3 separate regions of the Mus musculus genome follow, and regions 1 and 3 are each linked to region 2. Evidence: chromatin loops called from intact Hi-C (ENCODE). Cell type or tissue: heart. All regions are shown on one strand.

What was found. Peaks named below come from ENCODE experiments on the same cell type or tissue, not always from the same donor. Only the 100,000 strongest peaks of a DNase experiment are listed, where the experiment ranks them.
Region 1: it touches region 2 in a loop (7-fold over the local background); 37 of 42 quality-filtered maps call a loop at or near these places.
Region 3: a loop joins it to region 2, with 4 times the contacts of the local background. A loop is called at or near these places in 5 of 42 quality-filtered maps.

What each region holds. Positions count from the first base shown.
Region 1 is chr11:22,613,289-22,621,288 of GRCm38, reverse strand. Gm12052 (predicted gene 12052) reads right to left here. Exons shown (of 5, transcript NR_166746.1): 2 at 7,806-7,952; 3 at 4,800-4,888; 4 at 3,459-3,932; 5 at 2,797-2,968. Among named protein-coding and RNA genes, the nearest start is that of Gm12052, 5.6 kb to the right of the region's middle. In heart, no CTCF peak of the experiment used is centred here; a DNase peak (open chromatin) is centred at 3,528; H3K4me3 peaks cover 595 bases; H3K27ac peaks cover 503 bases.
Region 2 is chr11:22,222,386-22,230,385 of GRCm38, reverse strand. The region is part of intron 5 of Ehbp1 (EH domain binding protein 1); the gene reads left to right. Among named protein-coding and RNA genes, the nearest start is that of Ehbp1, 60 kb to the left of the region's middle. In heart, a CTCF peak has its summit at 4,561 (motif pointing left); no DNase peak of the experiment used is centred here.
Region 3 is chr11:22,977,970-22,985,969 of GRCm38, reverse strand. It overlaps Commd1 (COMM domain containing 1), which reads left to right and starts at 3,686. Exons shown (of 3, transcript NM_144514.2): 1 at 3,686-3,891. The coding sequence starts at 3,715. In heart, a CTCF peak has its summit at 3,610; DNase peaks (open chromatin) are centred at 3,679 and 4,209; H3K4me3 peaks cover 2,048 bases; H3K27ac peaks cover 1,847 bases.

The sequences.
Region 1 (8,000 bases), 390 kb before region 2:
ACCCCACCTACTTCTCTACTGTCAAGCTATTGGCTGTTGGCATCTTTATTCACCAATCAGAATTAACTTGGGGTCATTAGGGCTATATGTAGATTCTAGGTGGGGGTGGTGGGGGTGGTGGTGGTCTGCACTTAACATTACAATACAAGCAACTTCAGGCTGGGTAGGCTAGAGACAGAAGAATGCAGGGTGGTGTCTCAACTGCTCCAGTTGGATACACCCAGGTATTTTAGATTGGGGTGAGGTCCCAGGCCTGCCTTGAAGAAGGCTCAAGAACCAGGCTAGATATAGTATTGCACGAACTACAGCATTAAGAGGCATGTACTGGCTTCCAGCTGGGGCTCTTGCCAAGGTAGGACGTGAACAATGTACAGTTCTGTTCCTTTGTCTCTCTGGATCATAAAGGACAGCATAGAGCCAAGTCTGGTGGCCCAGGCCTGTGATCCCTGACACAGGAAGATGGTCAACTCAAGCACAGCCTGAGCCTCAAAACAAAAAGTAAGAAATGTGGGAGGGTCTGGTCTGATTCCCAGTATCACAAAAAGATAAAATAGAGGCAGAGGCAGGTGGATTTCTGAGTTCAAGGACAGCCTGGTCTACAAAGTGAGTTGCAGGACAGCCAGGGCTATACAGAGAAACCCTGTCTCGAGAAACAAACAAACAAACAAACAAACAAACGAAAAAAAGAAAAGATAAAACAGAATGAATGAATGAAATAACAAAGTGAAGATAGCATTACACCAGTGGGTTGCTGGTGGGGGAAATCACTGCTACATTGATCTAAAAAAGAGTTGGGCTATTGCCCTGAAACCCATCTTGTTTGGCTTCCTGTCCTACTTAATGCTTTGGAATATTTTTTTTGAAGAGCCTCTCTTAAAGTATGATTTAAGGCTTACCACGGGATGAGTTGACTTTTTAAAATTGAAGTATAATTTTTGGACAGTAAGATGTATTTGCTCTAAGTGTCCTGTGTAATCACCACACAATCTGGTTTTAAAAGTCATCACCTCAGACTGACCCTCTGTCCCTTGTGGCTGGTCCCCAATCCTAGGCTCATCTCTGGTCTCAGGCAATGGGCCATCTTTCTGTCTCTGTGGATTTGCCTATTCTGTAACACCATTTTCATACAGAGCTGGCTGGCCTTGAAATCACAATGCCCCTGCCTCTGCTTCCTGATACCGGGTGTGTGCCACCAAGCCTGGCTAGGTTTGCATCTTAACAGGTTATGATAAGTGGAATCAAGTGACACTCAGTCCTCTGTGTACAGCGTCTTTCAGCCAGTGTGGTCTATGCATTCTGTATGAGATCTGTTCCTTTTGGTTTGTGGATAATAATCTACTCACATACATTGCATTTCCATGCACTGTTGACCATGGGTTCTGGGCTGTAGCTATTATGTACAAAGCATGTATATTCGTGTAGGTGGTTTTACATACATGTATTTAGTTATCTCAGTTGAATCCTTGTTGTGGACTGGATCTAATGCTATTTGTGTTAATTCAGTTTCCCAAATCACATGGGAACCTGTACGTCTGTCTGTAAGACTCTGAGGGTCCTTGCCCACAGTTGGCTGTAATTGGTAAATAAAGTTGCCAGTGGCCAGTGGCTGGACAGGGAGACAGAGGGGGGAACCTTAGATTTTCCCGGCAAGGGAACCATGGGGAAGCAGGAAAGTCATGCCTAAGAGCTGCAGGAGACGAAGTGTACAGCCATGTAAGCATCTGGGTAGTGACCCAGCTCCTGGCTGCTTAGGGCATATTAAAAATGAGGCTGTGTGTGTGTGTGTGTGTGTGTGTCTTTCATTCGTGAATCTAAAACATTTGGGCAGTGTCTTAGTCAGGGTTTCTATTCCTGCACAAACATCATGACCAAGAAGCAAATTGGGGAGGAAAGGGTTTATTCAGCTTACACTTCCATACTGCTGTTCATCACCAAGGAAGTCAGGACTGGAACTCAAGCAGGTCAGAAAGCAGGAGATGATGCAGAGGCCATGGAGGGATGTTACTTACTGGCTTGCTTCCCCTGGCTTGCTCAGCCTGCTCTCTTATAGAACCAAGACTACCAGCCCAGAGATGGTCCCACCCACAAGGGGCCTTTCCCCCTTGATCACTAATTGAGAAAATGCCTTACAGTTGGATCTCATGGAGGCATTTCCTCAACTGAAGCTCCTTTCTCGGTGATAACTCCAGGTGTGTCAAGTTGACACAAAACTAGCCAGTACAGGCAGGTATCGAGGAGTGCGCTGTGCGAGCACCCGCAGTGGAGTTTAGATCGAATGAACCTTCTAATGGCTTCAATCCCTGGCAGCTACTCCTGGGAACACAGTGCCGAGTGATCCGGTTATGTATGCTCAGTTTTAAAAGAAATTGCCAAGCTACTTTCCAGGTTGGGTATGCCATAGAGTCCCTCCAACAGTGTGTGCGGACTGGGCTTCTCCAAGTCATCAAAAAAGCAAAATAAACAAACAACAACAAACAAACAAGAAACTGCTTGCCCCTGTCACTTTGACTGTAGCTGCCCAGCAGGTGTGAAATCTGTTCTTCGTTGCTGTTGTTTGTTTGTTTGTTGCATGTCTACGGGCTAGTCTTTTTGATGTGTTCCTTGTCTTCTCTGCTACCCTATCTAAGAATTTGCCAGCAATATTTTAAAGCTCAGGAGATGGCAGATAAAACTCCCTGGGGATGGAAATGGGGTTTGTCTTGTTCATTAGCCACTTAATTCTAAGAACTCACTACTGAGTGGGAAGCAACACATTACCTCAGTGCTGCTGCTTTTTTAAAAAAGCTACAAACTCAATACCTCAAAACAGCACACATTTATTCTTTTAAAGTTCTTGACACCAGAGTTTGGAATTTCATTGGGTCCAAATCAGTCAGGGGAGACTCTGGGCACTGTAGAGGGAATCTGTTCTCTCCTGACTCTCTCCTTCTCTCCTCAGGTCCTCCTGCAAGATGGCTTGCCTTCTGTTCTGTAGTGAAATAAATATTCCTTTACCTCACTTCCCCTTTGGTGATATACCTGATTACATGTAGAATCTACCTAAATAATCGAGGGTAACACACTCTAGGTTTCTTTTGCCATTTAAAGAAACTTCCTGGGATTAGGCCGTGAATATCTCTGGGGTATTTCAGCTGACTACCCCAGAGATAGGTCAGCAATCTGTCTGCATGAGGAGGCCTCTGAGGTTTAGGTTTGGAGTTGGTTGGTTCGGACAACGGTTCCTGTTGAGGGGTCTTCTGGAGGCTCAGGTAGGTCCTAGAGGCATGCTGATTTGGGCTCCATAGCCCTTACGGCTCCTCTCACTCTTTTTCCTAGAAACAAGAGGAGCGGACAGCACTTGGGCAGCCACCGGGTGGTGGAGGGGCCTCTGATGGTGCCCAACATCCTGGCCCTAGTCTTCTACCACCCACGCTTACTACACAGCAACCCCTTTCCCATCCCCATCTCCTTACCCTTACCCTTACACTTGCCGCCCCTTGGGAGTCGGCCACGCTGCAATCTCTCAGGTGGCCAGCAGGGGTCAGCATCCCCGCGCAGAGGGTCTCGAGGCTGCGATGGGTGGAGCAGGGCTCGGTGGTGTCCTCCTGCCACCTCTGGTACAGGTCCTGAGTACAGCCAATGTGTCTCCACTGCTTACCCGCTCTCTTCTCTTCGCTTTCCACCTACGAGAAGGCGGCTCCCTCGGGGTCAGCTTGGAGGAAGCTAGCCTCCACAGAAGAGCCGGGAAGGAGGACCAGAGGCACCGGAAGCCCAGAGGCCTTCCTGAGAGCAGGAAGCTGTTAGATTTAGAATGAATTTTCTCCCAAGTGTCTCAGATTGTTGGCCAAAGTTACTCTGATTCTAACGTCCCGTGGTTCCTCGTCCAGCTGGTGGGTTTGGGTGGAGCCTGGTGGAATGCTTGGGCCAGTGCCTCGGGTCTGCAGTAAGAGAGCCTGGCAAAGCCAGGCATTAAAACCTCAGCCCAATTACGTTCTTTTCCACTTGTGTCCTTCCTAATTAAAGGAGGCCCTCTTGATGCCAGCATGGAATGCTGCAGACAAGGAGAAACTAAATTCTGGTCTCGAACTCAACAGCCTGTCTTTAAAGCAGATTCATTATTCACGATGAATAAAAAGTAGCTATAAACACTTGTGTATGGTGGTATGGATATACATTTCCGTAGTTGGGAATGTCATGTGTTTTTCTTGCTTGTAGAATTTCTGATTGAAAATCTTTAAGATAGTTGGAAAACAACACAGGTATCGTGGACTGAGTGGTTGTTTTGTATCAGGCAGAATATGTGTCTGAAAGGGGCGGGAGGGTCTTCCGGTCCACCCTGACTTTGGGAAGCTGCAGCATACTAGCTCTGTAGGGCATTCGGTGCTGCAGCAAAGACAGCCCTGAGAGAGACCCTTGGTGGATGGCCCTTTACTGTATGCCTGAAATCTGCATCAGCTTGGTCTAGGAGGCTTGTCTCTTTGGAATTTCTTTGTGGTGACATGGTCAAATCAAAGACATGCAGAGCCAGGCCCCGTCTTAGCTGTCCTGGGTTGCATCTAACTGAGTCCCCCATTTCCCTGACCATGTTTCCTGACTACCTCAGTCTATGGAATGTTGACTTTGTTCTTCAGCTCATTTTCTTCACCTTTACAAGAGATGTTTGTAACAGAGTAAAGCGGGGCTAACTAACACTTTCTAGTACCTCAAACAATTGCCACACTGCCAGATATACTTGTTTCACAGGATCATCTGCAATGCTAAATTTCCTTTTTATGTCATCCGTGGAAGCTCCTAACCAAAGGGGGATGGAGAATACTCACGAGTCTGAGTGATGTTGCATGTCATTGTGTGGTCTCACTATAAGCACTTCTGAGGGCTAAGCTTTCTCAGGTCCTGATGAAATAGCTCTCTAAGACAAACAAAGCAACAAAACAACTCATAGAGCCAAAATACTAACAATCAGCAACAACAGGCTCGATATTGTTAAGGTAAGTTACTGAATGCTGACATTCACAACAGAACATAGACAAGTATCTGTAATTAACCAGGTCAAAAAAAAAAAAAAAAAAAAAAAACCTGTTTACTTTCGCCTCAGGAAAGACTTTATTTATTTATTTATTTGTTTGTTTATTTGTTTATTTATTTATGTGCACCAGGCTAGGAATAGCATTTACTGCCCTGGAATGTTCTCATTCAATTCTCATGACACACGCGTGTAGAAATGATTGGTGTATACATATTATACGTGATGAGCAGATGAGCTTCTTCCCCCCCCCCCCCCCCCCCCCGAGACAGGGTTTCTCTGTGTAGCCCTAGCTGTCCTGGAACTCACTTTGTAGACCAGGCTGGCCTCGAACTCAGAAACCTGCCTGCCTCTGCCTCCCGAGTGCTGGGATTAAAGGCATGGCCACCACTGCCTGGTTCAGATGAGCTTTTGTTTTCTTTGCTTGCTATAATTGAGATGAGCTATTGATAGGGAGTCCACGCACAGCCACCAGTGAGGGTGGCTGCTGAGTTTTGGTCTCTCAGTCATCCAGCTTCTTGGTTCTTTCTGTCGCAGTGTTTCCACATTTTGTCCAAATGTTTGAGAGTCATCCATCACCTTTATCCACTAACCCTCTCTCTTTCTATAATACTAAAGAGTTCACCATTATGTTTCCTTTCCTGGAGGATCCTGGGCTTCTCACCTGAACAGGGGACGGCACTGTATCTTCTTTTATTTTTATTCACCTTGCTTCTAAAACGTTGCTTGGAGTCCATCAGATGGTCCAGTGACAGGTACTGTGGACCTGAAGGTTGCCATTCCACAGTGCTATCCTGAGGTCAAGTCCTGTTAGTGTGGGCTGCTGCTGATCCACTTCAGGACCAATGGTTCTAAGTAGCACCATTAGCATCAAAGCCTGAGGCCCTATGACTTCTCCCTAGTAGAAAAGCCTGTCACGCGGGTGTAGAATAGATCTCTCCTGCACTCCTGTTCTTCTATGTATCAAGGTCCCTCATTAGCACTCTCTTTGGTGAGATATACGAATCCCTCTAGGGACTCTTTCTTAAGTCACACTTCCTTAATGACTACCAACTGTGCGCACAATTATTGTGGTATTGTCTATCTTTCTGGAAAAATTTTCTCCCCTGATCACCAAATAATAGTCTCATTATATTTGCTATATAATAGAAGATTCTCACTCAATTTGAAGATTAGGGAAAAAGTGGAATCAGTAAGAATTCCTAACTGCAGTAAGAATTGTTACTACTTATGCTTCATCTTTGGTGTGCCTTTAGAAATCATCCAATACCAATCTGTGAATAATTTAATATTGCTGGAAAATAATATTGTGGTGTGTTGTTTACAGAATAATTAATGGCCTCTACCAGTCAGCAATGTAGAATATTGGTGGTTTATATAAAGCAGTAAGTCAATTTTTAGACCTTTTGGACTGGATATATTGTCTCATATATGTCTTATAGTTCTACTTTTAATTTAATGGGTACTTGTTAGGTATCAGGCACTTAGAACAAAGGCAAGAGATTTTGCCCTTGTATTTGCCTTGCAGAAAATATTTATTAAAGTGGCTAACAAGGTAGTGGAGGCAGAAGACACCTTTGGGAGATAAAAGCCCCACACAGTGGGTTCCAGTGAGATTCAGAGTCAAGGTTAAGGAGTGTGATTTCCCAGAGTGGAGCTGGGCTCTGTGGTGTCTATCTCTCTCCTTCATGAGTTCCTATCAGGACTCTTGCTGTTGGACTAAACGGGATTTGGGAGAACACCAAGTATTTTGAGGGTACAAGCTCAAAGGAGCATGTTTGGTTTGGTTGGGAGGTGAGATGAACAGGCCAGGGCCCAGGTGGTGAAGATCCAGGTAAGTAGACATTAAACACAAGCAGATAGCACAGTTCACTGGGGTTCCCATGTCCAGTGTTGGTTGTTTTGGTTCCCTGAGGCTGAAGTCTTCTTTGCATACCTGTGACTGGCCAATGGGAGTAGGCAACCTTGCCTCTCTTATCCCACACAAACAGGTAAGGGTTCACTGAAAAAAAAAAAATGGTCACTTCCCCTCTACTAGATCAAGGAACTTGTCCTCATCAAGGAAATCTGTGAAAGACCCCAGAGGTAACCAAATCCACTGCTGGTTAAAGTGTGTCCCCAAGCAGAGGGACAACCCATAGTCATCTGGGGCATTTGTTAGCTAAGACACACATGACCCTCATTCCAGAACTCCGGAACCCACTCTCTGGCGTGGACCTGATCCACCATTACACTGCCTCTCAGGAGTATTCAAACTGCAAGCTTGAAACCAGACTTTTGCTCCATGTTTCATCCAGGAGGTCTGGGACCTGCTGGGTAGAACTGATACTGTTTGTAATGGCTGAGCTGGAGTGGCAGGACAGGACGACTCCTGGTGCAGCATTACCCAGGCCTCAAGATGTTTCCTCTGACTGTGGACACCTGGAGTTCTCACTCTGGCCATCTGGCCCTGAAGAGGTCAGCTCAGGAACTTTGGAAAATTCCACCAGACCCCTCCCTTCCTAGAAGAGAAAGGTCATAGAGCACAGAGGCACCCCTCCTCTCTGGAAGGGAGAGGCTAATTACATTCCTCAGACCCCAGGGGGTAGGTGGTGGTGGGGACTAACCATCAGCCACCTCCGGGTGTGGGAGGCCCAGAGCACGTAGACAAATTCCACAGGACAGACTGACCATTGGCCACCTACAGACAAGGGAAGTCCTTACCACCCCATTCCCTAAAGACCAATCAGGTTAAAAGTCATACTGTTCTGCCAATCACATTGTGCCTAATGGCTGCTGCACAGAAAACTATATAAAAACTCACCAAATGGGCTGTTCTCTCACTCTCCTTTATGTGCAGGGCAATACCAGCATGCTGGAACAATAAAATTTTTCTTGCTTTTGCATCGATTCTCTGCTCAAAGTTGTTCACATCTTCCTGCCCTGACTCGTTCTTTTTCCCTCTATGTAACTGAAAAAGAGGAATTTGCCCTTGGAGTCTTAGGTCACCAACTGGGAC
Region 2 (8,000 bases):
AACAAGACATGCTGCCTGGCTCTCCCTTTCTCCAAATCAGTCCATTCTCAAACGCCAATTAAATCAGTATGTTCTTTTCAACTATTCTTATCATGTAGCTCATGAAACATAGAGTTTTTAAACCAAAATATCTACAGAAATTAGTTTTTATGGTGTAAACACATCATTGTAAAATATACCTGGTGATGTACTTCAGAGAAATTAACTTTTATAGAAAACTCTAGGTTTTAAATTTTGTAGTGAATGAAATACTTGACAGAATTATCTAGGGTATAATACTTGACACTCACACTTGTGTGGAGTGGAGGTCAGGGCCCGTGCTGTCCTGTGGCTGTGGAGTGGAGGTCAGGGCCTGTGCTGTCCTGTGGCTGTGGAGTGGAGGTCAGGGCCTGTGCTGTCCTGTGGCTGTGGAGTGGAGGTCAGGGCCTGTGCTGTCCTGTGGCTGTGGAGTGGAGGTCAGGGCCTATGCTCGCCTGTGGGTGATTTCCATCTCTCGTGTGAGACCCGGAAGCTTACATTTGAGCTGTTTCCAGTCTCCCTTGCCCCTTTAATTTTGACATGGAATCTTGCTGTGTGGCCCAGGCTGTCCTGGAGTTCCTAGCCGTATAACCCTCTTGCCTCAGCCTCCCTAAGCAGATGTGTCTATAAGCATGTGCCCCTGTTACTGGCTTTAGGGTAGCATCTTTTAATTAGTAACTATTTAAAAAAATACATATCAATATATGTTTATGAAGTGAACTGTAGATATTGTTGAACATTCCTTTTTGTGAATTTTTTAGTACAATTCCCTGCTGCCACCTCCACTTCGAATAGTTTCTGTAGTAGTTCCCATTTCAGATTAGAAATAAGAAAAAGAAAATTGAGTTGTGCTGTAAACTAGCTTCTCATTTAATGGGAGACATTAATTTGGTTTTATAGCCAAAACATAATTTTGTAGTCATGAATATTAAGGAAAATAACGTCTGTTTTTTAAGCTCTTTTACTGATCAAACCTTAATGGAGGACTGGGAATGTGGCTCAAGTACGGTATGACCTGGTGTGTGGAGAGCCGGGGTTCAGTGCTCACACAGCAGAACGGTGGCCTGATGGAGCCTGAGCCTGCTGGCACGCGCTTGCAAACCCGGCATTTGGGAGGTGAGGTAGAGGGAGTTTGAAGTCAGCCTTGGAGTCATAACAAGCACAAGGCCAGCCTGAGCTTCATAGTAAGACTCCAGGGCAGGTCTCAGGACCACTCACTGCTAGAGTCTTGCCCAGAATGTAGAAGACCTAGGGTTCTGATCTCTAATGCCATGGAGGGTCGGGGAGGGCAACAATGAAATCTAGGTATTTGATAAGATAACTTGAGAAAAAGAAAAATTAACAAATAGATGAGGTGATAATTTCCCGGCTTTTGGTAAAGATGATCACATCAGTAATAATGCTCACTGTGAATCCATGATAGGAAGAAACAATTTCATAGAGAAATGTGTTATGGTTGCATTTTGTTGACTTTACCTGTCTTTATGGCACCATTTTGTTTTGTTCTTATTTGTGAAAAGATGGTTGTAAGGGGCTGGAAAGATGGCTCACTGATTGAGAGAACTTACTGTGCAACCATAAATTCCTGAGTTCGGATCCCATCACCTATATAACAAGAAGGGTGGGGCCTGTGTGTACCTGTCCCTGTGCCTCCAGCACCCTGGGGGCAGAAACAAGAGGGTGTCTGGGGCTGACTGCTGCCAGCCAAGCTGAGAAAGAGAAGTGAAAATGAAAAAGCACAGCCTCCAGATTCAGGAAGAGACCCTGCCGAAAAACACAGGGAATAGAGAAAGATAGATTCGGGGAAGAGACCCTGCCACAAAACATAGAATGGAGAAAGATACCTGCCATGTACTTCTGCCCTCCGTGTGCACGTCCACACATAAAAACATACACTGCACCCCACACATAAACACAGGCCTGCACATGTGCGCGTGCACACACACACAAAACCAGTAATGAGTTTTGATCTGCTTCCCAGTATAATGTGTTTACTTTTAAAAGATTAATGAGAAAAAGGTTAATTGTGTATATATTATTAGGTATATAGTTATTACACTCTAGAAGTCTTGTGAACTTACTATACTCTTAATCCGTGAGAAAGAACACACACACACACAAACACACACATACACACACACACATAGTGGCTGAAATGTTTTTAAACTCATTATTTGGTGAGAATACACTGCCTTTGTGTGTGTGTGTGTGTGTGTGTGTGTGTGTGTATGTGTGTCCATGGTAGTTTGTGTGGGTGCATATGTGTATTCAGGGTCATGTGTGCATGTATGTGAGGCTAGAGGTTGATGCTGGGTGTCTTTAGCTGCTCTCTACAGTATGTTTTGAGGCAGGGTCTCTCGTTTGCACTTTGAGTTCACAGACTGAGCTTTCTAAGAACCTCTCTCTGCCTCTGCTTCCCAAGTGCTGGGGTTAGAGGTGGCCATTCAGTTGGGTGCTGGGGTTAGAGGTGGCCATTCAGTTGGGTGCTGGGGTTAGAGGTGGCCATTCAGTTGGGTGTTGGGGTTAGAGGTGGGCATTCAGTTGGGTGCTGGGGTTAGAGGTGGGCATTCAGTTGGGTGCTGGGGATCAGAACTACAGTCCATGTTTGAGTAGCAGGTGCTTCAGCTGTTGAACTGTCTTGCCAGCCCAAGAATTAGGACAACTGTCATAAATTATGAACCACCTAATGCCAAGGAATGTCGTGTAAATCTAAACCTGGAACAAAATGCTGTATGCACTCACTGGGAAGATAGATTAGAAGTTAGGCAGATCATCTGTTTCAGTTTTAAGATGGGTTTAAACAGTCAAAAATAGATTTGAGAATCTTCTTCTTTATCTATGCAGATGTTTTAACTCTATCAAAGTGTGTTAACTCTTTCCTCTAGAAAGTTCAGGTTCACTTTATACAACACCAACAGGGACACTTGTTGGTTAAGTGAGTCTAATGTAGGCAACCTTTTTTTCTACTTATCCTCTCTGTCCACTATATCATTGTTTCATTATGACAAAATAACTTCGCAGTGCATAATTACTGATTATAGCTAAACCTGGTGCTCATTGCAAGTCCTGATGAATGCAAGAAAAGACCCCTCAGCAGTCTCCTGGAACTGTGCTGAAGGAAAGGACGGTATGAGAACACCATGCTGTCACAGGGGTAGGTCTGCCGGGCAGTGGGAACACCATGCTGTCACAAGGGCAGCCCTGCTGGGCAGTGGGAACACCATGTTGTCACAGGGGCAACTCTGCCGGGCAGTGGGAACACCATGCTGTCACAGGGCAGCTGTGCTGGGCAATGGCTGCTTCGTTTACATCGATATTTATTTTCCATTGTCTCTTTAAAACAACTTTTTGTTTGAGATTTTTATTTTCCAAAACAAAGCTTATCTGTGTATTCCTAGTTGTAGATCATGCTGGCCTGGAAGTCAGTGATGGGATTAGAAGCATGTACTACTTGCCTGGATAAAACCACTGTGTTTTAACTTTGCCTGTGCCAGTGTAACTGATACAGGTCAGTCTGGTCTACTCTGTTGTTTTCATAAGTGAGTTCTTGAACCTCTCTAAGGTTCATAATAAGTGGGCTTGAACTTCTAAGGCCTTTTAATGCTTTGGTCTGTTAGTGTAATTATATAACTAGGTTTTCATACATTGGCGAAATAGTCACTTTGAAAGATGATATATGCTTTAGGAACAAGTTATAAAAGTAAATTAAAAATCACAGTCAAATCTGGAGTCAAATCCTACATTCACCTCTAAAACATAGAAAAATTAGATTGAGAACATTTTGGATTCACAATGCATTTCTGTTGTCTTTGTTTCATTTAAAGTAAATTAAAATTTACTATGTTATATTGTGGGTGTTGGTAATATTTAGGAAACAAAAAGTTAACAACACTAAGCTAAGAAACTGTGTAAAGCCCTAATGAAGTTCATTAATAAGCACTAAACACAATTTTGTCGTCAGTGTTCTTCTATTATTGCCCACTTCCCTCTTCCAGTCAGATCACAGAAGAGGGATTCTGTTGTAAACATGTAATAACCAAGCCCATCTCATGGGCCATCTGATTAACCAACGAGACAATTACTAGCCTGATCTTAGACCTTTTCTTTTAAACCCAAAATCAATAAGTTTGCTCTACCTAACATCTAACCAGGCATTTCTAACTTTGAAATTAACACACGGAGCAGTATTCATCCATGTGCTCAGCAGTAAGTATTCATGGACCATGTAGTGTGTTGCACTGTCCAGGCACTGGAACTAAAGCTGTCTATGAAGCAGGTAGAAGAGCTCTTCCTCATTCTTCTAAGGTGGAAAGAAAGAATAAAACTTAGTGAAACATAAGTCGTCAAAAGAAACAGACGTTAAACATAAACATATAGTGTGTTATGTTAGTGAGTCTCATCCTTTAAAGGCCTCCAAAAAGAATTTAGTATTCTTATCAATTAAAATATTTTAATAAGAAAGTTGGTAATATATTTTATAAGATGGGAAAATTTTGCAATTTGGGGACGTTGCATAAATCTTTTCCTGAGTTGTAGCTCCCCCTAGTGGTAAGTGATAGATTTGACTGGCCTGGAAATAATGTAATTTCTGTAGGTAGGTTATCATGAAGCATCTTTGTCTATGCATAAGCTTACACTTTAAATTGCATCAACATTTTATATAAAATATTTAGCTAAAGTGCTAAATTCTATTGTAAAATATGGATTTTGGTTGCAAGTCAGTTAATACATTTTCCTGATACTGAAGGGCAGGTATCAGAAAAAGAAACTAAAAATCCTTTTGACTTTGAAAGTGTTTCAAGATGTAATGAGTTCTTAGAATTGTTTTTATTTTTTTTTGAAACAGTCTGTCAATATTTTAGTCTTTTCTTGAACTCATGGTATTCTTCCTGTCTGGTCTTCCTGCATGCTGAAATTCCAGGTATAGTCTACCATTCCTGGCTATAATATTAAACTTATACTAGATACTAAATATCCCATTAAAACGAAGTCTCAAGTATACCACCCTTACAAGTCTGCTGGGGACATCCACCCTAGCAGGTGCTATGTGGAGTGCTTTATACTGTATCTCATTTTCTCAGTGCAGTAGATTATGGGTTAGACATGTAGCCCTACTTTAAAAATATTGACACCTAAAGAAGGTGAAGGATCTACTAAGAGTTATGTGGTTAACACGTTAGGATTTCATTCAGTCTCATTTTTCTCCAGGGTCTTTTTCTTAATGCCTGACTCAGTAGTTGCCTCCCTGAATGGTAGAGGTGATAGGTCACTTGGGGTGGGAGTGTGTGGATATTTCATTTGGTAATATGTTTGCTGTATAGACCTGAGGATCTAGGACCTGAGTTTGGATCCCTAGAATCATGAAAATTGGGGCAGCATGTGCCCAGTGCCTGTGGTGCTCGGTGCCTGCAGTGCCCAGTGCCTAGTAGGTAGACACAAGCTGACTACTGGAGCTCTCTGGACAGTCTGCTGGACCAGACTGCGAGCACTGGATTTCAGTGAGAGACCTTGTCTCTATAAATAAGGTGCAGAACAATTGAGGAAAACGCTTGCTTTTGACCTCTGGCCCCCACATGCATGCATATGAATACATATCATAAACACCTATCATCTGCATACAAACACACTAAAAATCAGAGATTGAAGAATCAGAGGACTTTTTAATTGGCCATCTTTAGCGGTAAATCTGTGAGGAAGTATATATTAGATTTTAAAAGGTAGGCTTTTAATATTTATATTAGATTCAGAAGCTATTTGGAGTAATTACTTGGTTGTTATTAGACAGTGTGAAATGGAGTTTTGGGATTTATTACTCATAGAAATTCATTTTCCTTGAGGTAATCTTTTTTATGTAATGCATTTTATATGTAATGAATTTCATACAAAATTCCCAATTTTGTATGTCTGAGTTTGCTTCTTGGAACTGAAAAGCTACTTGTATACAAACAAAACTTTTCAGGCAAGTCTACCACAAGCTGTGTGGCAGTAGATATATGATGTAAATTGTTTTTGTTGTTGTCATTTGAGACAAGATCTCTCTACATGGCCCTGGCTGTCCTAGAACTCAGTATATAGATCAGGCTTACCTTCGGCTTACAGAGCTCCACCAGCCTCTGCCTCCTGAATGCTGGGGTCAAAGGTCTGCACTGCCATGCCCGGCTTGTGATTTAATTTTTATAGTATCTGAGTATTCAATTATACAATGCTGGAGTTGATGTCTCCTTTTTAGGTTATTAAGGATTAGAAAAAACATATATAAAGCATATGAAGGTGTGTGTGTGTGCATGTGCACACACGTACACATGCATATATAAAACTTTCTTTTCTTGAGAGCTTTAAAACAAAAAACCCTAGATTTCTAAATTAATAATTTCAAATTAAATTTTTTCTACTTCTTTTATTTATGTGTTCCATAATTTCTAGACCTTATCTTTAACTAAAGAGCTGATAGTCTCACTAAGATTTTCACCCTTTGGTTACATCTGTCTCCTTATAAATTAAGAAGTGGCTTTAAAGTAAGTGTGCTGAGAACTCGTTAGTGTCTAGCATTGTACCTTTGTGTGTGACCATTTACAATACAACACATGGACGTACTTCAAAACATGAGTCTGAATTGTCTTTATTTGGGATATTTGCATCTCATTTATCCATTCCTAGTGTAATGAGAAATGCCTAGTTCGGGTCAGTGTTGCCATTGTTAGTCTGTGATTAGTGTTGTGTCAGAGCATTTTTTAAAGAATAAAAACTTTTTGGACATTTTTTTATAACCCAACTAAATTCAGATGTAATATATTTGAACATACAGATTTTAGTTTAGCTAAATGTTTTTGTTCTTTTAATATCGCTTGGTTTTGAGTGAACTGAAAAAAAATGTATAATGATAAACCAATCTAGTTGAATTCGCTCATTTAATGTGTGCTTTCTGTTCACCCAGACATGGTTTTCCCTGATACTTTTTTTTTTCTATGAAATTGGGATAGTCACACATCTACAGTGTCTAGCATCTCTAGCTGTAGAGTGAATGTTCTTAGTGATATAAAATACTGTATCTGCTTTAAGCCAAGGCAGCCTTGTGTTTGGTGATATAGAGTAGCTTGTTCGCAAGAAGCTTACTAATAAGGGCCTAGCTAGGGATTCCAGGAAAAGGACGCTCAGGAGCGTTAAAGAACAACAAAGATGGGAGAAGCTAGGAAAGGCTTCCTAGAGTAAGTGGCTACTGAGTTCATCTTTCAAGAAAACAAAAACAAAAACAAAAAACAAGTTAGGCAAATGAGATTCTAAGCAGAGGGAAGAAGAGTCAGCACAGAAAGGGCAAAAGTTCCAAAGGGGAGAGATAATTGGTAGGAAACAAAAGTGACTCAGAGAAAATAGCTCTCCAACTAGTGATCCGCAGGCACCTTCTGTGTGTGTGTGTGTGTGTGTGTGTGTGTGTGTGTGTTACACTGTTAACCCATGGATTTCATAGTGCAGTTCTGTATCCCCCATGGAGGTTAGTGGGGAACCAGAAAGTGTTCCTCGATGCTGTGACCATTGAGATGCCTCCTTAATGCCATGTTTGGTTTGGTTTTATCGGCAGTTTACCTGATGTTACCTTCTGAAATGGATGGAATGGAATATTAATTATGGCTCTATGCAGCCTTGATTCTGAACACTGAACATGCATACAGCACGCTGTGTGCATCACACTGTGCTGCGCTATCCGTGCTGCGCAGAGCACCTAGGAACTGCAGTGTTTTTACTGCTACGACAGTCACTGCTTCTAATGAAACATAATAGTGTGATTACAGAAAACATTTTAAATATTTTTCGAACATCATTCCTTAGTATGAAACATCAAATTAGTATATCTTTGAATTGTACTAGGATATTTTATTTTAAACAACATTGTTGGAGTTTCTAACCTATTGGAGTTTCTAACCTAAAAAAATTTTTCATTGACTTTTCCTTGGAATTTCCAACAATATCTGAAATGACTGTACATA
Region 3 (8,000 bases), 760 kb before region 2:
AACTTAAATTCCATGTAACGGTACAAGCACCTGTGTAAGGTTTATACAACACACGTGTGGAGAGCTTTTGGGGCCCACCATCTAGGAACTTGGCAGGACTTTGACATTGGGCTAGGACAAGGAAGTAGGCTCAGGATGAATACAGCTGAGGAGTGTGTTCTTTGTATGGTGATGGGTCTTGTTAAAATCCGGAAACCAGTAATCGTGGGACTTTTGTTTATGCTTTGTGTTTGTTCCTTGACCACATTGTTTATGCCTTAGGACTGACCATACTCTGTGTATGTACTTAGAATGCTATCAAAGCAGACTGGAAAAAACCAACCTGCTGCAGCCTCAGCACTGGCTGAAGTCATGTTATAATGTTGTCTAGTTGTCCTTTCCTTTTCGACCTTCACTCCCTCCCTGGAGGCCCCATTGACTGACTGAGCTGGCTTAGTCAGACACAGCTAGCATTTTGAAGTTTGGGGTATAAAACTCTACCTCCCAATCAATTGTGTTGGGGGCAAAGAGGTTCTTGTGCTCACAGATAAGCACCAGGGAAACCAGGAGTGTTAAACACAAAGGTTTGTTTCTTCAAAGAAAGAGATATACCATGTTTTCTGTTCAGAAGGCTGGGGTGGCTAGTAGCCTTGGTGACCTCTGCGCTGTCTGTATGGCCAGGGCACATCTGGCTCGCCCAGACTTTTATGTTTATCTTAGTCATTCTCCCTAGACCCTTTTCATGAGTGCTGTTTCTCTGTCAGCAGAACCTATCTTTATGGAAGAGGTCACATGTACTTTGAAAAGACTTTCAATGTAAGCATATCTTAAGTTTCACTGTACACAGAGGAGTGACTTAATTATTATCAGAAAACTCTTTTCCAAAATTGTGCTCTGGTTAAATATGTCTGAAGTAAACTGCCCTGTGTCAGACTCCTGAAGTTTAAACCAACACCAGTTCCCGAGGTGTAGTCAGTGGGGTTTCCTTCTTGCCTCAAGCGATTGATGCTTTGCTGGCTAAGGTGTTTTTAGAGACACCCACTCCCCCTCCACATACACATACGTAGATTTTTAGGTTTTTTTGTTCGTTTGCTTGCTTGTTTTGTTTTTTGAGACAGAATCTCATGTGCCTAGGAGTGCAAAGAGGCCAGTATATAATAAACCTCTGCCTGGCCTGGAGCTCCCTATGTAGCCCAGCCTGTCTTCAAATTTACAACTGCCTATTTCTACCTCCTGAAGGATGGGATAAAGACATGTGCCACCATACCTGGATTAATAAGGTTTTTTTCAAGATTTATTTATTATTATACATAAGTACACTGTAGCTGACTTCAGACGCACCAGAAGAGGGCGTCAGATCTCATTACCGGTGGTTGTGAGCCACCATGTGGTTGCTGGGATTTGAACTCAGGACCTTTGGAAGGGCAGTCAGTGCTCTTACCTGCTGAGCCATCTTGTTAGCCCCGATCAATAAGGTTTATATCGACATTTTAGACCTAATTAAAACAATTTTTAAAAATAGCCACTGTTTGTGTACTCAAGTCCTCAACACAGTATGAGTTATATATGAAATGAATCTCTGGTCTTTCATATGGATATTTAAAAATTAAAGCAAATTCACTGGAGCTGGAGATGTTGCTTAGTGGTAGAACACCTGCCTAGAACACACATAGCCTTGTGTCTAATCCTCTCAAAACACAACTAAAGTAAAAACTTAAGGGTTCTTTGGAAAGTCAGCTGGGTGGTGCTTTGCTGGAACAAACATGTGAAGGAATGTTTAGCTGAAGCAGACACAGGAGAGGGGATGTTTTACATAAACAAACACATGAAAAGACACACGATAAAAGATTATTTACTAACAATACACATACATTGGTCTGCCTTATATTATATAGTTGAGCTACATTTGTCGGAATGCCATAGAGAGAAAGGTACCAAAAAACTTTTAGTGGTGTACTATAGTTTGTGAGCTGATTGGGTGTGTGTGCTGAGGCAAGAGCTGTGCTCTAGGTGAGACACATGGAGGACACGTGATGTTTGGAGGGCATAAACAGGACTCCAGAGACAGAGCCTGACTTGCTGATGCAGCTAGCTATACAGAACAACCTCTCCCCAAACCTCAAATCCACATCTTTTATGGAGCCACAGTTCCAAACACATCTCCTTAAAAAAAGATGGAGGCATTTGGCTGCCTTGCATGCCTCCTCACCAGTGACATAGCTGTGCTTAAACACACTGCAGTTCATAGTCTATTATACCATTTTCCTTTATTTTAATTTTTTTTTTTTTTTTTTTTGGTTTTTCAAGACAAGGTTTCTCTGTGTAATCCAGGCTGGCCTCACACTCAGAGAATGCCTCTGCCTCCCAAGTTCAGGGATTAAAACCCAGTATGCTATTTTTATTTATTTATTTTGGTCTTTTTGAGACAGGGTTTCTCTGTATAGCCCTGGCTGTCCTGGAACTCACCTTGTAGACCAGGCTGGCCTCGAACTCAGAAAACTGCCTGCCTCTGCCTCCTGAGTGCAGGGATTAAAGGTGTGTGCCACTATGCCCGGGTTTTTATTTTAAATTACAATTAGCTTATACTAATTTTTCCAATTGGGAGCTAATTTACATATTGCAAAACTGTCTTTTAGTGTATACAATTCACTGTGCTTTGGTAAAGGACAAAGCCGTGTAGTTATCACCAGTGGCTGCTCATAGGCATTTTCATCATCTGAAAACAGACTTTGTACCCATTATGTCATTTCCTATTCTTCCCTCCTTCAGTCCTTGACAACTGGATTTTTGTATGGATTTGCTTAATTTAGCAGTAAATAAGATTGTCCAGTTGTCTTTCATGTCTGGCTTCATTCGTTTCACGCATTTTTTTTCTTTTTTTCTTTTTAATTATGTAGGCCTGTCTGTGCACATGAGTACATTGCTGGTGGAAGCTTTCAATTTCTGAGGTTGGAGTTACAGGAGGTTGTAAGTCGCCTAAAGCGAGTGCTGGAAACTGAACTTTGGTCCGCTACAGGAATAGTATACATTCTTAACCATTGAATCTGTCCAGCCCTCATTTAGCACATTTTAAAGGTTCACCTATATTATAGTATCATGCTACACGCTTATTATAGCTGAATATAAGTAAGGGTTTTTTTTTGGGTAATTATGTAGATAAGTATTTACTAATGCGATTCCACTTTAAGAATGAAAATAAGGCTTTGAAAAATAGTGGTTATAGAAATGGAGACCAGACTACTGATAATGGCTAGAAAGACAACGTACGGGTATACACAAAGGAATTAATGCAAGCAAAGAGATCATGTCCTCATGAAGTAGCTACATTTGGGGGGCGTGGGGAAAAGATTATAGAGCTTAGAACTGAGTAGTAGGCACTGCTCATTTAATTGCAAGCTGTAGAATGAGATACAGCCATCGAAGAATTAAGGTGGCATTCTTACGGAGTTACAGTTAGGTATCTCCAGCCAGCGATCGTTCCTTTGAGTGCGCATTTGCACATCGGAGTGAAGAAGGAAACAACAAAAACACAGTGACTCTAAAGGAAACTGAGTGGATTTGGCTGTGGTGGAAGTAGTGGATGTGTGTGGCAGAGCAAACGAGAGAACTGTTTATATCGACTAGTGGAGGAACCCGGCATCGCGTTCCGTGGCTGCCTTTGCCAGCTTTTATGGCCCTTCTCGGCCCCCGTAGCGGACCGGAGCTCAGCCGCTGGGCGGCAGGCCCTCCTTAGCCATGGCGGGCGATCTGGAGGGTGGCAAGTCCCTGAGCGGGCTGCTGAGCGGCCTAGCGCAGAACGCCTTTCACGGACACTCGGGTGTCACGGAGGAGCTGCTGCACAGCCAACTCTATCCGGAAGTGCCACCGGAGGAGTTCCGCCCCTTCCTGGCGAAGATGAGAGGACTTCTCAAGGTACGGTGGTTCCGCCGAGCAGCCCTGCCCTCCTCGCAGCCTCAGGCCCGCCCCCAGCCTCGGGTGCTGCTGTCTTTGGGCGCTCAGCGACCCTCCTGAGCCGTGGAGGTCGCTCTGTTGCGCCCTTGTTTTAGGGACACATAACGGTGAAAACATTGATTTTTTTTTCTCTCCCTCAAGACTTTCTGTGTCTGTAGTATAGATAAGTTTCGAGTTTTTTTCGCCTCGGACTTTGATGTTGCACCGGGCGTTGTAGTGCACTCCTTTAATCTGTGCACTTGGAGAGGCAGAGGCTGGCAGAGAGTTGTGTGAGTTCGAGGCCAGCCTGTTGCACAGAGTTCCAGGGCAGTCAGGGCAATGTGGTGAGACCCTTGTTTAAAGAGAGCGAGAGCGTGCTTGCCAGCTTTCCTGGGTTGTGGAAGTTGGGGAGCGTTAGCATGAGGTGGTTGGTGAGATAAAGGATTGATTAACTGGAGTAAACACCATTAAAGCAGTCGACTCTATGATTTCCAAATGGAACGAAGTATACATCAGACTGTCTCATGAAAACTATTAGAGGGCAACATAACAGGTGAAATTAACTAAAAAGATTTATTTTTATTTTATGTGTATGGGTGCGGTGCCTGCATGTGCACTGGTGGTTGGAACGGTTATAGGCCACCACATGGGTGCTGGAAACCCGGGTCTTCCTCAAGAGCATTATTAGGGCTCTTCTAAGCAGTCTCTCCAGTCCCCCATTCCACCTGGGGTTTGAGATAGGATCTCTTGTAGCCCAGACTAGCCTTGAACTCACGTGTAGTTGATCCACCTTCCACTTCCCAAGTGTTAGAATTTCAAGCAGCTACCACCATCTCCTGCTGTGACCTCTGTGTGTGTGGGTGGCATGGGGTGGGGTACCTTGCACTATCTCACTCTGTGTGGGGGGTGGCGTGTGGGGGGATACCTTGCACTATCACTCTCTACCTATCTTTCCAGACAGAGTCTCTCTCTCACTGTACCTGGAATCCAGTCTCACTGACTGGCTAGAGCAGCCAAGAACTCAAGAGATCTGCTTGTATTTGCTCTCCCAGAGCTTGGGTTACAGAAATAGGGGACCATGCCCAGCCTTTTCATGGGTGCTGGAGAATCAGAACCAGGCCCTAATTGAGCTATCTGCCCAGCTGGCAGCTGGTTCCTGTGACTTTTTTTTTTTTTTCCCCTTGGGTAAGCTGTTATAACTAAAGTGTATTCAAGGTATCTATCATTTATGTAATTACTATTCAATGTATTGTTTTCACAAAGTCTTTATTTTCTGTGTATTGAAGTTTTGCCTGCATGTGTATCTCTGAATGTGTTGGAACTTCTGATGCTGGCGTTACAGACAGTGGTGATCTGTCATGGGGATGCTGGGAATTGAATCTGAATTCTCTGAAAGAATGGCCAGTACACTTAACTGCTGAGCCATCTCTCCAGCTCCTTCACAAAGTCTTTAAAATATGATGTGCATTTTACATTTAAAACATTTTAGTTGCAACTAGCCACATTCGAAATGGTTAAAGTGGCCATATGTGGCTAATGACCACTGTATTAATTCTGATTACAAGCCATGTGGCAGCTTACTCTAGTCTGTCACTCCAGTTCTAGATCTAGCACCTTCTGGTCTTCATGGCCTCAGCTACTCATACAGTGCACTTATATATATGCAGGCAGGCCACTCATACACATAAAATAAAAATCAATACACCTTTAAAAGGTGAAGTGGATGGTGAGGGAGGCAACTCCCTAGGAAAACGCTTGCCGTGAGAGTAGGAAGCCCTGAGTTGGATCCCGGTTCTCAGATAAATGACAGGCATGTTTGGAACCCGGCATTTGTGAGGTGGAAAAAGGCAGATGTTTAGACTTCACTGGCCAGTCGGCCAGCCTAGCCAATTAGTGAGCTCTGGGTTCCGTGAGACCTTGTGCTAGAATTTAAAAATAGGGTTGCGGGCCAGCGAGAGCTTAGCAGGTGAAGCCACTTGCTGTTAAGCTTGACAATCGAAGTCCCTGGAACCCACATGGGAGAAAGAGAGAATTAACTGTGGCAACTTATCCCCTGGCCTACACAATCACTTTTTTTTTTTTTTTTTAAAGAAAAAGCTGGAGAGTGGTAAAGCAGGATGCCTGAATTCAACTTCTTGCCCCCACAGCACATGTACCCATTTACATGTAAGTGGGAGTACCACTGAGGACGCTTGCTGTTGATCTCTTACATCCAAGCGCACACAGATGAGGCGGCAAATTTAATGTGTCTACTTTTTTGTTGGTTTTCAAGACAGTGTTTCACTGTGTAGTTTCAACTGTCTAAACAGCCTAAAACCACACTATTTAAAGTTCCTGTTAAATTTTAACTTGCTACTAAAAATCCTTATTCTTTTATTTATTACATTTATTTTATCATGTTCTCAAGACAGGTCTGTATGTAGCCCTGGCTATCCTGGAGCTTACACTATAGATCAGGCTGGCCTTGAAGATCCACCTGCCTGTGGCTCCCAATGCTGAGATCAAAGGCAACACCACTACCTAATTTTTCTTACAATATTTGAATACGAGAAAAAAAATGCAATTACTTCACAGAAATTGACTGGAATTGCCTCATGCAATGGGAGGAGTCACTTGTGGTAAAGTAGTGTCAGGGTAGCCAGATGTGCCAACACCCTGGAGGGCAGACAGGGCATCTTGAATTGTATGTATTTATGTGTGCCTGTGCATGTGAATGCAGGTTCCTGTAGTGGCTAGAGGTGGTGGATTCCCTGGAACTGGAGCTACAGGTAGTTGTGAGTAGCCTGATGTGGGTTGCTAGGGTCAGAACTCAGGTCCTCTGAGAGACCAGTGCATGCTCTTAGCCACTGAAATATCTCTTGAGCCCCAGATGTCTCTAGTTCTTATAAAAACATAAAGTGAAAATGATTTTTAAGTGGAGAATGCCTATTATTTAAGTTTTATTACATATATTTATTGTGTGCATAGGTCAGAGGATCACACTGAATCCCTTCTCTTCTTCCACTGTATGGAATTGCTTTTGTTTCTGAGACAGGGTCTCATTATGTAATCTTGGCTGGCCTGGAACTCACAGGATCCACTGCGTCTGTCTCCTAAGTGCTGGGATTAATGGTCTGTAATACCAGGTGGTTTGGGGGGAGTCAAGTCCAGATGGTCAGGCTTGGCAGCAGTGTCCTTTCCTGCTGAGCCATCTCATTAGCCCATCCATCTTTAATAAAAGGGAACATACATAGATATATGATGTAAGGGTGTCATAGTATTTACAAGCAGAAGAAACTGTGGACAGAAGGCATTCTTTCTGCCAGATTTTTTTTCCTTTAAACTAAAATCTACTCATTTTATTTTCACAGTTCATGATACAAATGAAACTACTTTAAAAAAAAGTCTCTCTACTCCTAGCCAAAACTCTTCCCTACGCTAGATATGGGGAGAAGTTTGCTTGTCATACCACTATAAAATACTCCGGTGTAGCCCCATGGTCTGAAACAGAAAAGCAGGGAACTGATGATCCCCTGTTCTTACCTGTCTGCCTGCCTGTGCCATGCCATGCCAGGTCAGTGCCATCTCATCACTGGAGGCCTGGACACCAAGGGGATGTGTCTCTCATGGGTGGCCTCATTGGAGGAACAGGTCCCACAGGCATCACCCCAGGAGGAGGGGCTGCTACTGGCATCATGGAGGTGTCTCCCATGTTGGGTGCTTGCATCATACCAGAGTGTGGAGGACCCCGGGGACTGGAGCCAGGTAAGATCTTGGCCCCTTCAGGAGGTGGAACAGAGAATGTAGCAGGAGTGTCTTCCTTGTTGAAATGAAGCTGTCGTTTTTGTCAGCCAGGCTCTGGAAGTAGTCTTTCCCACTCCTCTGTTCCCACCACTGCAGTGTCTTACAGACTGAGTCATGGATAAGATGTGACAACAGTAGTCATAAGAGAACCATCTCTATCCTGCCAGACTCCATGTTGCCCCTCCCCACCCCTTTTTTATACAGGGTTTCATTGTGTAGACCAAGCTGACCTTGAATTTATAGAAATGTTTGTTTCTGCCTGTTGAGTGTTGAGATTAAAGGCTTTCACTACCACCACCACCACCAGT